Linked DNA regions of Mus musculus: region 2 is linked to region 1. The links are chromatin loops, found by intact Hi-C in ENCODE. Cell type or tissue: left cerebral cortex. All regions are shown on one strand.

Region 1 (8,000 bases):
TCTCAGTGAAGAGTCCTCAGAGGAATAGCAGGCAGGTCTCTGTACTTGCCAGGGTCACGTGGGGTGGGCTAAGACCTGAGTGGATTACTGGGTGCCCGGGCATCCTCTACCCACAGCACACCATCAGCACAATTTTGTGTTGCCCTGACACATCAAACTGTGACTGATGTCCCAGCTCAAGGACAAGTGGTGAGAGAGGCGGCAGACCCCTCAGTGGAGATGCCTGTGCATGCTGTGGCTGCAGTGTACTCCACACCCCAGGTATCTGCCTCAAATGCAAATCAACACGTGTGCTATAGGCAGGTGAAGGCTCACAGAAACCAGGCTCAAGACAAGAAAACAAACGGCAGTGACTGGTGGCTCCTCGGTCCTGTGGACTCTCCTGGTCACTCATTCTGCAGATGCAACTTCTTAGCAGGTCTCATGGGGACCTTCCACACCTGGCATGATGACCCTTACCAGATGTGAAAACTGAGGCCTGGAAAATGGAAGTACCTTGCTCCACATTGCTACTTTGTACAGCTGCAAAATGATTCCGGTGCAGTTGGAGTCCAGGAGGGCTTCACCTTAAAGTTCCCCTTTCACTATAACTCACAAAGAACTTGGTTCCAGTCCATTGAGTTTTTTGTTGTTCTTTTTGTTATTGTTTTTCTTTCTTGGTTTCTCAAGACAGGGCTTCTCTGGGCAGCCTTGGCTGTTCTGGAACTCAGTCTGTAGACCAGGCTGGCCTCGAACTCAGAGATCCACCTGCCTCTGCCTCCCAAGGACTGGGGTTAAAGGCGTGCGCCACCAACAACCGGCTTTAAAAAAAGATTGATTTACTTTATTTTTGTGCTTCAGAGTTTTGTCTGTCCATCACGTGTAGGCAGCGTCCAAGGACGCCAGAGGAGAGCATTGGATGCTAATAAGCGGGAGTTACAGGCTGTCATTAAACACTGTGTAAATCGGGTGTGGTGGCGCACACCTTTAATCCCAGCACTTGGGAGGCAGAGGCAGGCGGATTTCTGAGTTCGAGGCCAGCCTGGTCTACAGAGTGAGTTCCAGGACAGCCAGGGCTACACAGAGAAACCCTGTCTCAAAACAAAAGCAAAAAAAAAAAAAAAAAAAAAAAAAAAAAACCAAAACCAAAACCAAAAACCCACTGTGTAGATGCTGGGAATTGAACCAAGAGGTCCCATGCAGGGGCCAAAATGCTCTTAACTGTGGTGCCCTCTCTCCAGCCCCTCGTCTTGAGCATTTTATTCCATCATCAGACCCAGAGGAGGAGGTCTGTTGAAAAAAAGACATGGAAGTTGAGCGCTTTGGTAACTTTGTCCTAAACTGGGAAGAGATGAGACCCACATGAGGCACACCCAGAGTTCTGTGGCTTTTTCTTGGTGCCAGAGAAACACAGAAGGAGCCACTTCTAAAAGAACACAGTGCTTCTCCTTCTCGTCTTCTCACCTCCCCTGGGCCAGCGCCTGTGATAATTGGGAAGCAGAGTCTGTTTTTTCTGGGACGGAACCAATGCTGGAAGGGTTGTTGATTGACAGCTGATAGACAATGTTCTCGAGGAAGATTTTCTTGTGCCGGGTGTTAAGCTGAGAACTGCACTAAACAACTTCAGCAGCCTGCGTCCTGTTCAGGTAGAATTTACTACCTGTTCCCTCTGCAGGTCGCAGTCAGGCAGCCAAGTGAGATGGTATCTCAGGTCCCTTCCAGCCCCATCACTCAAGGGCTCTATCATGAAGAAAACACAGATCTGAAAAAAATTTTTTTTCTCCTCCAAACACTGAGGTGGGGTTATTATTCACATAGAGAAACGGACTCGGGAGTGGAGATAAGTGGGTAGAAACAAGGAGCTTCGATTCTGGTCTCATCATCTCTGACCTAGTAATTCCACGGGGGCAAATTTATCTTTAGAAAGAGACACGGAAGGACAGAGCTGTGTGTGCACACAGGCCTGCTCTGTTCCCGAAGCAGAGAGGCCCTGCGGTGTGAGATAATATCCAGTACAAGAATGGAACGTAGGTACCTGAGGGATCTATGGCAGCTTTTTGAACCACATCCCCACTCTTTCAGACAACATCTATCTACTTTTAGTTTTTTTGCCATACCACAATTTTTTAAAAATTAATTATTATTATTATTATTATTATTATTAAGGTTTCACTGTTGTCCAGGCTGATTTCAAAACTGTGGACTCTAAATGATGCACCACCTCACTATCCTAAATAATTGAGACTACTCATATGTCCACCATGCTCAGCTAACTTTTTTCTTTTAATAAAAAAAACAAAAACAAAAAAACCATAGCACTTCACAGATGCTAAAGGTACTGACTTGTAGCTAGAGAAAGTACCCAAGATGCTGAAGGGGTCTGCAACACTATAGGTGGAACAACAATATGTACTAACCAGTACCCCCCGGAGCTTGTGTCTCTAGCTGCATATGTAGCAGAAGATGGCCTAGTCGGCCATCATTGGGAAGAGAGGCCCCTTGGTCTTGCAAACTTTATATGCCCCAGTACAGGGGAATGCCAGGGCCAAGAAGTAGGAGTGGGTGGGTAGGGGAGCAGGGCGGGGGGAGGGTATAGGGAACTTGCAGGATAGCATTTGAAATGTAAATTTTAAAAATATCTAATTAAAAAAATGAAAAAGAAAAGGTACTGACTTGTAAAACTTTGGTGGCAGCTCTATGTCTATGTCCTGTGGTAGGGTTATAGTCAAAACATCTCCAAGTCCAAGGTCTAAACACTCTAAAATCCTAAGCATGAACAAGCCTCTAAAAGAAAGCCAGAAGCCCAGGTAAGACCTAGGAATCTCAGGCTAATATGGTGTGCTGCGAGCCTTCTTCATGCCTTCCGTGATGTCTGCAGGCTGTTCTCATTTCACCAGAAAACAAGCTAATGCGAAAGAACACAGGACAGAAAGGATTAACGGTGCAAGACCATATTAGATCCCAAAGGGCAGAGCAGTTCAAGTTGGGACTGAAGGGCCAGGGCTTGCAGGCTGAGCCTTGCAGGAGCAAGAACATTTGAACGAGGATAGCCTAAAAAACGGTGCAGGGATGCCCTGAGGGATGCAAGAAGGAAGATGTTTGAAAAGAAAGAAGGAAGTTAAGATAAAAGCTCTCAAGTACGTAAAGAGGTCTCCACTCACGGGTAGACCTGAAACTGCTTCCCTGCACATCTTATACCCGGAGGCCGCCCCTCACAAACATGGCCGCTGCAGGATGGACGCGCCCCTTAACAAGATGGCGACGCAGAAGTCCCGCCTCCTTCCTCTGCACCGACCAATGAAAAAGAAGCACGAGGTCCTGCGCGTGCGTAGTGCGACTTAATGGGCTGGTCCAGCGCGGAAAAGACAGCAAGCAATATGACTAAAAAGAAGCGGGAGAATCTTGGTGTCGCTCAGGAGGTGAGGGGGAGAAGTCGGGTTCGAGTCACGTGGTTAGTCACTGTGTTCCGACGCAGGGGCGTCGATCGGCCCGGCGGCTGCGACGTCGAGGGTCAGATGGAGGAAGCGAGGGCGACGTGGCTTTGGGAGAGGCTGTGAAGGGAGGTGAAGGGTCACGATGAGGAAGGCAGGGATGGAGCTGAGAACCATCAGCTCCATCCCTGGTCAGGGGAGTCCCAAAGAAGACAGGCCATAGTGGGTATTCTAAAAGGAGAGACTCGGAGACTAAGGGAGACTTTAGCAGAAAGAGACAGGTGGGAACCAAAGGTGTTCGGGACTTGTAGGTGAGGGACCACCATGGAGCTAATAAGACTCCAGGGTGAGTGCGAGGCTATTATTCAGTATACTGCTAGTGGCTTAAACGTCTCCAGAGAGGGGAAGTTTTTCCTGTGGGGTATCAGCCTTGTAGCTTGAGGATCTTTGGAAATCTGCAGAGATTCCTAGAATTGGTGTTTGGGAAGGCCTTTAAAATAGTTTGTCATGCATGGAAAAAAAGCCGTCTGATGCATGTTTCGTTTGCATGTTCAATGAATTGTTGCATGTCTGTTATGCTCGTATAGACGAGGGAACTGAGGGTCTACGTGGAACTCAGGACATAGGTGGCACATGGTTATAGTCCCAGGGCTCAGAGATCTAAGCCAGCCTGGGATACAGAGCAACACTGCAAGGAAACGAAAAGGCGGAAGCCAGCTTAAAGTGGTGAAGGTGATAGAGCAGGGAATAATGCTCAGGTGGGCTTCCTGGAAGTGGGGACTCGTTTCCTCTCCCTTACAACGAAGGCATGTTCAGCCTGGGCCCTTGGGCCACTGGTGTTCCAGTACATCTAGGAATGTGATACAGCATGCTTGTAGATGACAGCATCAGGCTTCAATGTCAAAATATTGGACGCCCTCGAGGCATCCTCCCAGAGGTTACTTATCTCCTCAGTGATCCCTTTTTTGTTTGTTTGTTTGTTTGTTTTTTTCAGACAGGATTTCTCTGTGTAGTCCTGGCTGTCCTGGAACTCACTCTGTAGACCAGGCTGGCCTCGAACTCAGAAATTCGCCTGCCTCTGCCTCCCAAGTGCTGGGATTAAAGGCGTGTGCCACCATGCCTGGCTGCATTTTTGTTCTCTTTAGTGGTGGTTTGCTACTTTGAGGGATCCGTAAGCACCGCGCTGACGTGCTGTCTAGTGCTCCAGGACTGTGATGGGGCTTAGAGCGACAATCGGTTTGTTACATAAACCATTTTTCAGGTGTGGAACAACTCAGTATTATGTGGTCCTTTGGGCAGTGAGTTCAACGCTAATGAGAACTGTACGTTTATTAAATAAGATCTCTTTAACAGAAGTACACACCAGAGAACATTGTATGAGTTGATGATAACGTTGACCAGAGCATTATGGAAGCCCAGCCCACTTCAGTATTTGTTAATGAATGTTATCTCAGTTTTAAAGAATATAAGTACTGGGGTTGGAGAGAAGGTTCAGTAGTTAAGAGCACGGGCTGTTCTTGCCTCTCCGGACACCAGATATGTATGTGGTGCACAAACATATAAGCAAAACATTCGTAAGAACTCGTATGGCTAGTTCTGGTGACATAATGCCTGTAACCCAGCACTTGGGAATCAGGGGAAGATCACAAAACCTTCATAGCTCAACCCTTGCTACATGTGATCCTGGCTCAAATACACAAACAAAAAGTATAGCAATCACATAATCAGTCTGTCTTAATATGAAGGTGGCCGTGGGCAGTGTGACTGTAGCAGCTCCGGTGAGACCTCATTTAAAGCTAATTGTGTGCTTAGGCGGCTGAGGTAGGAAGCTCGTGAGTTTAAGGTCAGCGTAGACAATAGTGAGAAAACCAAAACCCACTTCTTCGTAAGAAGAGGAGGTGGCATATATTCTGTCCACAGCCTTTCCGCTTACCAGGGTTCTGCCATCTTATCAGCAAGATTAGGACCACCCCACTGGTATGCTCTTCGTCAAGAAGAGAATAGAGAAAGTGCCTGCTGCGTTAAGGACTCTGGGCCCAGAACTGCCCACTTTCTATTCCTACGAACCAAGGTGCACCCCCCACTACCTGCAGGGCAGCGGAGACTGGGCTGGGCTCGTCAGCTAAGAGGCCACATGCCCAGCTGCAGTCTCATCACCAGGGGAGTTGGGAGCAGATCTCCCTGCAGAGCACACCTCTCCTCACCATGTGGCTGTCAGGTGCCCGGAGCATGCCTGGCATAAGGTGGCGGAGGACAGACAGGGACTCCTTCATCACCCCAACCATTTAAATCTATCCCCTTCTTCCTGCTTTCATTTCCACATCTGTAATATGGAGGAGAAACTCCTGTCTTTTGTCAGGCTGACACAAATCAATCTTCTATCTATCTACCTATCTATCTACCTCTACCTACGCTAGGGCTAGAGCCCAGGGCTTCCTGCCTGCTAGGCAGGTGATCTACCATTGAGCTACACCATCAACTTTTGAAGTGTTTGAGTTTGACACAACGTGTATTCTCTTAGTGCTTTGTATGGGAGCAGATCTACCCATTTTGCAGCCTTATGAATGGTAGGGTGCTGGCTAGTTTTTTGTCTGGTTGACACAAACTAGGGTCATCTAAAAAGGACCTTCAAGAAATTGCCTCCATCACATTGGCCTGTGGGCAAATCTGTGGGGCATTTTCTTGAGGAATGATTTGAGGTGAGAGCAGGTGGTCCCGGGTTGTATAAGCAAGCAAGCAGGCTAGCCGGGCATGGTGGCGCACACCTTTAATCCCAGCACTTGGGAGGCAGAGGCAGGTGGATTTCTGAGTTCGAGGCCAGCCTGGTCTACAAAGTGAGTTCCAGGACAGCCAGGGCTACACAGAGAAACTCTGTCTCAGAAAATAAAAAAAAAAATAAATAAATAAATAAAAAAGGAAGCAGGCTGATATATATAAGTACTGGGTTGCCATGGTTGCAAGCCAGTAAGCAGCACCCTCCATGGTCTCCGTATCAGCTCCTGCCTCGAGTTCCCTTCATGATGAACTATAAACCTTGAGTTGAAGTGAGAACTGGAGAGATGGCTCAGCGGTTAAGAGCACTGACTGCTCTTCCAGAGGTCCTGAGTTCAATTCCCAGCAACCACATGGTGGCTCACAACCATCTGTAATGGGATCTGATGCCCTCTTCTGGTGGGTCTGAAGACAGCTATGATTTACTCATATAAATAATATAAATAAATAAATATTTAAGTTGAAATGAATCCTTTCTTCCCCAAGTTGCTTTTGGTCATATTGTTTATCACAGCAACAGAAGAGCAAACCAGAGCTGATCCTGGTACCAAGATCATGGTTACTGCAGTGACAGACCTGACCATGTTGTTTAGGGAGGATTGTGGAGGCATTTAGAACGTGGGGCTGGAAATACCATTAGTGATCAAAGCTTAATGAGCTGTTTGTGGGAGCCTGGAAAAGAACCCAGAGCAGCACAGACCTTGGAGACCTGGCTTGTAACGTTTCAGGGCAAATAGAAGACTCGCTCAGGACTGACCGTAGGCTGGTTTGTATTGAGAACATGTATGTAGCTCTGGTCAGCTGTGACTGAAGAACCTGCTGTGATTTAACAAGAGACCCGCACAGTAGGCAAGCCCTCTAGCACTGAGCTATATCCCCAGCACATTTTACCCCCTCAGTAACACTACGCTCTTACAGATGTTTGCATGGATGTTTTAAATATTGGTAAATATACAGATGTATAAAAACATATATCTTCGGTTTTGTCACTAGGATGACTTTTTGCTGGGATAGTCAAGGTTTTGAAACCTGTAATCCTGGGCCTTCGCAGAGACCTGGCATCTGGCTGTTTCTCCGCTTCCTCTTCTGTTGCCCCCAGCGGGTCTTGAGTATTGAATGTGCACTGATGCTCTGTAGCAGTAGATATTGTCCTCTTATTAAAAGTCTTGCGCTCAGAGCTAGTGAAGTGGTGATTTAATCAAAAATGTTTGTTAATCTGACGAGTGCAATAAAAGCCCACAAGTGAGATCTCAGCACCTGCAAACAGCCCTCGCTTACTTGTTGTAATGAAACAATTACCAAGCAGGTGGCCCTCACTCGAGGGTGGCCACGGGCCAGCTGTGCCAGGTGGTTACCGCTAGGGTAGCCAGACCCCCTTTTAACTCTTCAACTCTGCTTCCTGTGAGACTCAGTCAGGAACAACTGACTATGTGTTAGATTCTGAAGTCACCACCCCAAATTGGACAGGGAAAGTTCGGCCTGGTAGGAAACTTGCTTGCATTTTGAGCTGTGACAGAAGCTGGCCTGCAGCCTTCAGCCACTTGGCCTTAAGATACTAAGTATGAGTCTCGGCTGCCTCCACCTTGCGGCACTCGTGTTTGAACCCAGTGCCTTCTGCATGCTTGGAAGGTGCTCTGCTGCCGAGCTAAGTCCCCAGCCGACATCCTGAAGGAGATAACTGGGCTAGATTTGGTCCTAGTACACAATTCTTGTCCGTTTGGAGAGTTTTGTCTGTCGGGTTTCAGAAGACTGGAGTGTGTGTCTTAACGCACATGGGAATGGTGGCTAGGCTCCTGCCCTGGTTCAGAAGTTCAGTAG
Region 2 (8,000 bases), 160 kb before region 1:
AGCTTGGGAAACAGCCAGTGCAAAGGCCCTGGGGCACGGACAAAAGCTGGCTGGTTAGGACAAAATTCAGGAGTCTGTTGTGAGGAAGAGAAAGAGCAGGAGGAGGAAGGAGGGGAGTGGATAGGGTCAATCAAAGGAGAACCTCAGTTTCTCTGTCTGGAAGGTGGGTTTGCCACTCCTGGGGTTCACAGGGAAGCCTCCCTGGGATGCCAATACTTTGGCAGCTTTGAGGTGAACTATGGGGACTAATTCTCAGGAATTAGTCAGGTCAGATGTCTGGGACATTGAAGATTGTGTAAGAGTTTAAGTGGGATGGGACACGGTGGAGGGGTTTGGGGCCTAAGAGGAGAGCAAGGGGGAAGTTTTCAACTGAGTTCCTTGAAGAAGGGGAAGGGGGTGAAGTGGAGACCCTGCAGAACACGGTCACAAGACCAGAGCGAGGCAGGGAAAGAGATCCCATGGGGACAGGAGCTGACAATGGCCCGTGGTTTGCAGTTGGGGAGCGGGCTCACAGTGGGAAAAGGCAGAATAAAAAGCTGTTGATTAGACAGATTTGGGGCAGGGGAGTGAAAAGGGCGGGGGCTGGACTTCTGAATTGCTGCTTGATCCTGTCCCAGCGTGAAACCCCAGAAGAGAAGCTGCCCAGGCCAGACTTCTGTCAGTGGGCAGACAAAGACCTAGGCAAATAGCTTTAATGGTTGGGGTTTTGTTTTGAGGTGGGCTGGCTCGGTTGTCAAGAGTGACCTTGAACTTCTGTCCTTCCTGCCTTTGCGTTAGAAGAGCTGGGAGCCTTGAGGACTGAACTCGGGGCTTTGTGCATGCGAGGCGAGGACGCTGCCTACTGAGCCACGATCCTAGCGCTGAGTGTGGATTTGAAGGGGAGCTTTGTGCATAGGTTGCGTGGCAGGGAGGCTGGTGTGTGAGGAGAATGCAGATCAGAAGAGGTTACTATGTGCCTGGACTTATGTCCACAAAGCAATATGGACATCACCAGAGAAGGGATGTGTCCATGAGGCTAGTGGCTGAGGCCAGGGTCCTGAAATGTACCCATGTCTAGGGAGAAGAGAGGGAAGAGATAAAGTCGATCTTGTTTGGGAGGCATGTCAGGCTTGAGAAGGGATGGGGGACCTGGAAGGCAGGGGCAGATTTGAGGGGTACTGGGTGAGGTAGAGGAGGAGGTGTTTCAGGCTCCACTGAGGGCTGGAGGTCCCCCAACTTTCCTCAGGAGGGCCTTGGTAAAACTCAGATCTAGGCTGTTCCTAGCAGAGACACTGGCTGGTACCAGTGGATTGCTCTTTGCCTCACAAGGGCAATAGGCAGGCAGTCAGGGCCCAATGGGTACCTGGCTGCCTCTTCAAGGAGAACCTCAGTTTCTCCGTCTGGAAGGTGGGTTTGCCACTCCTGGGGTTCACAGGGAAGCCTCCCTGGGATGCCAGTACTTTGGCAGCTTTGAGGTGAACTATGGGGACTGTCTCGGGAGCAGAGGCGGTGGCCGCAGACAAGGAACGTCCCCGAGTGGGTGCAGCATGGAAGCAGAGTGTTGAGGTAGGAAATAGTGGCTGCACATTTGAGAAGTATGGAGGACCACGGGGGCCTGAAGTGAATCTAACCTGAGTCCTGCTCCTCTAACCCTGGTAGAAGGTGGTGGCTTCGGTGTGCGTGGTGCCTTGATGGCTTGGGAGAAGCTACCCCAAGCTCTTTTTGGTTCCCTTCTGGCCCCAGAGCCAGCCAGGATGCTAGGATTATCTGGTGGGTTCGAAATGGTGAGGTGGCTTGTTTAAGTCTTCAGGAAGTTATCCACAGTGCAGGCTGGACCCCCCGCCGCAGGAGCTCTGCAGACAGGAAGCCCTGAAATTGGTGCTTTGCTATAGAGGCTTCGTGGATCGACACGGTTACATCAGAACAAGTCAGGCCCAGCTGCATCTTCTCCCTGGGATGTCGCCAGGGCATGTCTGGACTTCCAGGCCACTGCCCAAGCTGAGGGTCAGGCAAGCTCCACCCCACTCTGGAGCGTTAATGCAGTCCCCTTATTATTCCCAAAGTCACCAGCTGCAGCCTTTTGGCTTGGATGGTTCTCATAGAAGATTCGGGCAGGGAGATCGGGATACCACTTTATTCCTGCCTTTAACCACAGAGTATCCTCATCCCAAACCAGCTAAGGGCTGAAAGTAACGTGTGTGTGTGTGTGTGTGTGTGTGTGTCCCTAAGGTGCTCCCCACAGCCCTCATTTTCCAAGTGGAAAGGTTGAGGGTCAGGCTGAGTGATATATCGAGGTCCTACAGTCAGCAGGTAGGTGGTAGAATCGGGATTTTAACTCAAAGCTGCCCAATGACAGACTTCATGCCTGCCTGTACTACAACTGTGAGGCTCCTGTGGTTTGTTCCCTAGACTTTCTTGGGGGGATGGGTTGATTCCTGAAGCGGCATGAGGAGCCCTGGTGTCCTTCAGGGATCATGTTTACCTGCGAAACCCTGAGGCTTCATTCTCTGGCTCCTCGGGTCCAGGGGTTGCTCCGGGCCCTTTCCACCTCGGGGTCTCTGCTTAGACAACAGCCCCCGGCTTGGCTGCACATAAGATAACCCAGGACAGCCCAACAAATATCAGTGCCCCCGAGTTGTCATGCACACTGAAATCAGCATGTCTGACATTTTGGCCAGTCTTTTTTTTTTTTTTTTTTTTTTTTTTTTTTTTTTTTTTAAGAAACAGACAGGGTTTCTCTGTGTAGCCCCGGCTGTCCCGGAACTCGATCTATAGACCAGGCTGGCCTTGAACGCAGAAGTCTGCCAGTTTCTCCCTCCTGTGTGATGGGATTAAAGTCGTGTGCCAGCATCATCCAGGAAGCCTCCTTCCTCTCAAGAAGCTCTCTCAGCAGCCCCCGGGTGGCTTCTGTTTACATTGAGCAGCCTCGGGTTCCTTGGCCGTTTTAAATGTAAGGGAGGCTATAATAAAAATGAAAAGGAGACAGATATGGAGGTAGATGGGTGGAGAGCGAGACACCAGCCTCCAGTCCGCTGCTGTCCTAGTTGGAAGTTTGTAAATGTCCATGTCAGGGGTCCGTCTCAATTGCTCATCCCCTTGACCTGTGGCTCTCTGATTGGCTGGACCGGCAAGCCCCAAGGAGCTGCCTGGTGGCGCATGCTCAGAACGTGAATACAGCCCTGTCTCCCTTTATCTTTTTTTTTTTTTTAAGATTTATTTTATTTTTAGTTATGTGTCTCCGTGTGCCTTTGGAAGCTAGAACAGGTCATTAGGTCCCCTGGGGCTGGAGTTATAGGTGACTGTGGGTGCCCAATGTGGGTGTCCGGCCCTCTGAACTTGGGTCCTCTGCTTAGGGCAGCAAATGCTCTTAACTACTGATCATCTTCCCAGCCCAAGCCTGGCTGTTTCAAGCAGTGCTGGGGGTAGGGGTGGGGTCCCAACAGGGTGTGGCAGACTTAGCCATCCTTCTGTGGCCTCAGGTCACCCAGATGTGGATCTCTGAAATTGAGTGTGGAAGGAGACTTGAGACCAGAGATAGCGGCAAGGCCTTCCAGCTGTGCAGCAAGCACCCTGCTCACCACTGAACCATCTTCCTTTCCCACTTGACTGAAAAGGTCTGAGTGGTGAGAATGGCCATACTTCACCTGCTCCCTCTGCAGCCCTCTCTCAGGTGAGACAAGGCCTTGGAGAAGACCCAAAACAAAGCAGGCAAGTGACTTGTCTACAGTCACTCAGAATTTCCTGTAAGAGTCTTGCCTGGAGTCCTACCTGCTTGTGGCTCTGTCCCTTTTCCCAAGTGCTCCCTGCCCTCCGAACCCCTCTGTCCTGGCTCAGAGGCTCTCCATGGAGTCTCTCTCCACTAGCAGGTGTCTCATTTCAGCCTGAACTTTGTGGCCTGGGGAGTGGAAGCTTCCTGGCTTGTAGGGCCAGACCCTGAAGGGCTGGGAAGTCCTTCTGAGGTGACCAAGTTCATTTGCTAACTTCTAGGGAGCCCACTCTCTCATGAGAGCATGAAGATCCACTACAATTTCCTTTGCCTTTCTTTGGGCCTTTATTTTGGGAAGTTCTTGCCACTGTCTGACCTTATTTCAACTTGCTAGAACATAACCTGATGTCAGAAAGACCCGGATAACCCGAGTGTGCCCGAATCTGTCCTTGGCTCCAGCCTTTTTTTGTCTTGACATCTTGACGGAGGCTCATTTCTCCAACTCTGAGTGGAATCCTGGGAGGGCTGAGCTGGAAGGGAACTGAATTCCAGTGGCCTGATCCCTTGGGTCCGGTTCTAATGCTCCAGTAAGATGCAGGAGACCGTGGGGAAGGTCGGGTTATCAACCTGCATCAGTGAAAGACCTGTGCAGTGAGGCTGGCTCCCCATAGAGCAACGGCAGAAGCACTAGAGGGTGTGGCAAACATCACTATAGCCTCATGCAGGCATCAGGGCTCAGCCACACCACTGTAGCCTCGTGCAACCCAGCACATCTGGATCTCTGTAGGAAAAGAGCTAAGATCAGAGAAGAAAAGTGTGTGAAGACCACACAGCCATCATGTGACCAGGCTGACATCTATAGCCATGTAGAGGGACTCTCTCGAATCTCTTTCAGTATCCTGCATCACCTCTTTGGTATGTCACTATGGTATTAATGAATTCCTGCCTCTCCTTGCCCCTGAACTCCATTCCAAATCTCCCACTGCCTCATTGCCCCCCGCCCCAAGATGGGGTGATGTGCTTGCTTTGAGTCGGGTGGGATGGATGTTGGAAGCCTTAATGGAATGCTTCCTTGTGAGTGGGGTGGGACAGGAGCTTGCTGATACACTTCCCACAAGATCCACCATGCAGTCAACAGCCAGCCGGCAGGGTACAGCACCATCTCCAGCTGGGGAGGCCTAGAAGCTATACCTTCTGCTTGAAGTCCAGGCCCAGTCCTAATGAGTAGGTAGTTCAGGTACAGGGGTATCCAGAGGTTGCCAGTGTTTGGGGTAAGGGAAGGGGTTGATTAGACACAGTGCGAACATGGTTATAGCCATGATGCTTCAGCGGGGGACACCATAGGCCATCATAGCTCCCTTGGAGCTGAAGTTTTAGGTAGCATGGGTTGAAGCAGGGAAGTGAACTCTGGAAATGAGGGCTACCCCCTCCCTTGAGGAGCCTGATTAAACCAGTTTCCCCTGTGTCCTTCTGGAGAGCTCTGGTTTGTAGCCGCCTCTCCTCCTGGGGTGGGTACACACCCACCTCTGCTTCCTCCATTGGCCAAGCATTCTTCCCTTCTGTAGGACTGTTGGTAAGGCTGACCTCTGAGTCCACCGAGCACAAAGGAACATTAGCTGTAGTGGCCGGGGTGGTGCCAAGCTCCACGCAGTGAATGGCTAGAGGGACACGGGGCACTGACAGCAGGTACCACCCCTCAGCCTGGTCTTTGTCGATGGAGCGCCGCCCTGATTTGATGAGCTGGAGGCCCTAGGCTCAAGCCTCTTTCTGGAGCTGCTCACCCCAGGGCGTGGGTTTCTCCTGTCAGTGGTCTTCAACCTTCCTAATGCTGTGACCTAACTTTAACAGTTCCTTGTGTTGTGGTGAGGACTTACCGCTGTGGCTACTTCAGAACTGTAGTTTTGCAACTGTTATGAACCGTAATGTAAATATCGGATATGCAGCTGGTCTTAGGTGACCCCTGGAAAAGGGTCATTCAACAACCTCAAAGGGGTCGCGACCCACAGGTTGAGAACCATTGCAGAGCCCCTTTCCCCTTTATTTGAGGATAAGGGTGAACCTGTCTTTGGAGGGGACGGGGTTAGGATTAGTGAGGACAAGCAGGGGCCCCCAGGGTACTTTGGATAGTGCTGCAAGTGGATTCCAGCTCTGAAGAATTCAAAGTCAGGTCAAAATGGGCGCAGCACCTGGCCCAACAGGCTGAGTTTTGAGGTCTACAGAATTCTGTCTATATCTTTCAGGAGTTTGCTGTCCTGCAGCCCTGAATAGCTGCAGTTTTCGTAGGGACCACAGAGGAACACCTCTGGCCTTTGGGGGTGCTTCCAACTGGGACCCCAGATGAATTCAGCACTTAGTGAGTACCTGCCGTATGTCACACATAAATGCTACACACAGCTCAGATCTGCTTCATTATATGAACTCTGTCTTTCAGCCGCAGAAACTGGTGGCCAGGTGAAGAAAGCTGGTGGCCTTGTTCTGTCTCCTCAGTGGGACCTGGGCTCACTTCGACTGAGATGTGATGGGTGTGTGTGTGCGTGTGTGTTTGACATGGCAGGATAGCCAGCAGATGTGAGTGCCTTTTCAAACTACCTCACTCCTGATACATTCAGAGGCTACAGCAAGCTCCACCCTACCTTGCCTTAGCTTTTCCAGACAATGTAGGCCGGTAGGTGCTGGCTCCTGAGTCCCAGAGTCAGAATACCCCTGTGTGGCTCCTTCTTTTTACTTTGGGAGGGGAGGAGGAAACAGGTGATGAGCTTGCCTTCTCCCCGCCCCCGGCCCCCCCGCTCCGCCCCGCCCCGCCCCACCCGCCCCGCCCCGCCCCACCCCGCCCTCCAGTTCTGTTGAAGGCAAACCTGAGACTGGCAAGTGTTTCTCACCATGGACCCTGACAGCTCTTGCCGCCTCACGCAGAGCCTCTTATCTCTCTCTCATACATGGAAATCTGGCGGGCACGTGTGAGTGTGTGCGTGGACGCGTACTGGTGCTGCATACAGATGGACGGATGTGTGCCCTGGGGACCTCCCCGGGGATTCTGATCAGCCACCTTTGTCCCCAGCCCTCCAACAGATTGTAGTTCCTGGTAGCCACCAGGCTCAGCCCCAGCACCCCAGGTTCAACCTGTCTCTTCCGGGCTCTGGTCCCTGCTGGGCAGAGGCCCTCTCCTCTCCCCCACCAGGAGGCCTGGGGTGGGGGGCAGGGGCAGGCCGAGGCTGGCCCGGAGCTCATGGCTAATTTTCCCGGCCGCAATCGATCCAGCAGCTTCTCCTGAGTCTATTAGCAGTCGGCAAGTGAAAATATCCCCCATCGAGAGCCCTGACCTGAGACAGTGAGGGATCCATAGCAATTTGTTCAAACAGAGGAGAGCGATTCCTTCTCATTTCTATTCCAATTTAGTCCAGGGAGAAGGGGGTCAGGCTGGGAGGCCAGAGCTGGACCCAGGCCTTGTCCACCGGGTCTCCAGTGCCAGCCAGGGTGGCAGCTGGTGCTACCCATAGTTCCTGGGGGAGCCTGGGAAGGAGGCCTGCCAGCCTTCCCGGCAGGCTTTGCTTGGCTGCCTGGGCCTGGTTGTGGGTTTGGTTTTCACAAAACACAAAGCCACCCGCCAGAGCATCATTCCCAGGCACCAGGCCCTGTGCCAGGCGTGCGCTCACCCAGGGCACTCTTGCCAGGAAAGAGTCTGGGCTGGTGCAGGACCACAGTGTCCCCAGCTGGGCCCAGCAGTAGCCTGGGGGAGGGGTCTGCCTTCTGAAGTGCCATGGCCAACCGGTTGTGGACAGCCATGCCTCAAAGGGCAGCCAGCACGTTAGGGCTCCTGTGAACCCAGGCTCCTACTTTGGGCTTGCTCAAAGCCAATGTTTTGCTGGTGGCCTCGTCAGGGAGTCTCTTTTAAGCTCCTTCAATAATACCTGCGTCCAGGGCTGGGGATGTAGAGCCGTTGGTAGAGGCTTGCCTAGCATGCATGAGTTGCTGGTTAGATCCCTGACAGGACATAGACTGGGTGGATGAGCACTGTGATCCCACCACTTGGGACATGAAGCATGTGGTCCAGGAGTTCAGTGTCATCCTTGGCTATGTAGTGAGTTCAAGGGCAGCCTGGGCTACCTGAGACCCCCTATCCTGAGAGAGAGAGAGAGAGAGAGAGAGAGAGAGAGAGAGAGAGAGGAAAAAAATACCTCCTTCCCCCTACGGGTAAACACCTAATGTACTCTGGTCACCGGGCTAAAGAAACCCCCCTTTCCCCATCTACCTCAGTTTCTCCTGGTTGTTCCTTTTGCTCTTAGGCATATCTTGTCCCCTCAGTCATCTGCCTGGC

Evidence for each region. Peaks named below come from ENCODE experiments on the same cell type or tissue, not always from the same donor. Only the 100,000 strongest peaks of a DNase experiment are listed, where the experiment ranks them.
Region 2: a loop joins it to region 1, with 2.5 times the contacts of the local background. A loop is called at or near these places in 18 of 42 quality-filtered maps.

Annotation. Positions count from the first base shown.
Region 1 is chr17:29,712,332-29,720,331 of GRCm38, reverse strand. It overlaps Ccdc167 (coiled-coil domain containing 167), which reads left to right and starts at 3,315. Exons shown (of 4, transcript NM_026782.2): 1 at 3,315-3,398. The coding sequence starts at 3,357. In left cerebral cortex, a CTCF peak has its summit at 6,587 (motif pointing left); DNase peaks (open chromatin) are centred at 1,420 and 3,283; H3K4me3 peaks cover 1,352 bases; H3K27ac peaks cover 763 bases.
Region 2 is chr17:29,873,099-29,881,098 of GRCm38, reverse strand. The region is part of intron 1 of Mdga1 (MAM domain containing glycosylphosphatidylinositol anchor 1); the gene reads left to right. Among named protein-coding and RNA genes, the nearest start is that of Mdga1, 11 kb to the left of the region's middle. In left cerebral cortex, no CTCF peak of the experiment used is centred here; a DNase peak (open chromatin) is centred at 7,286; H3K4me3 peaks cover 303 bases; H3K27ac peaks cover 893 bases.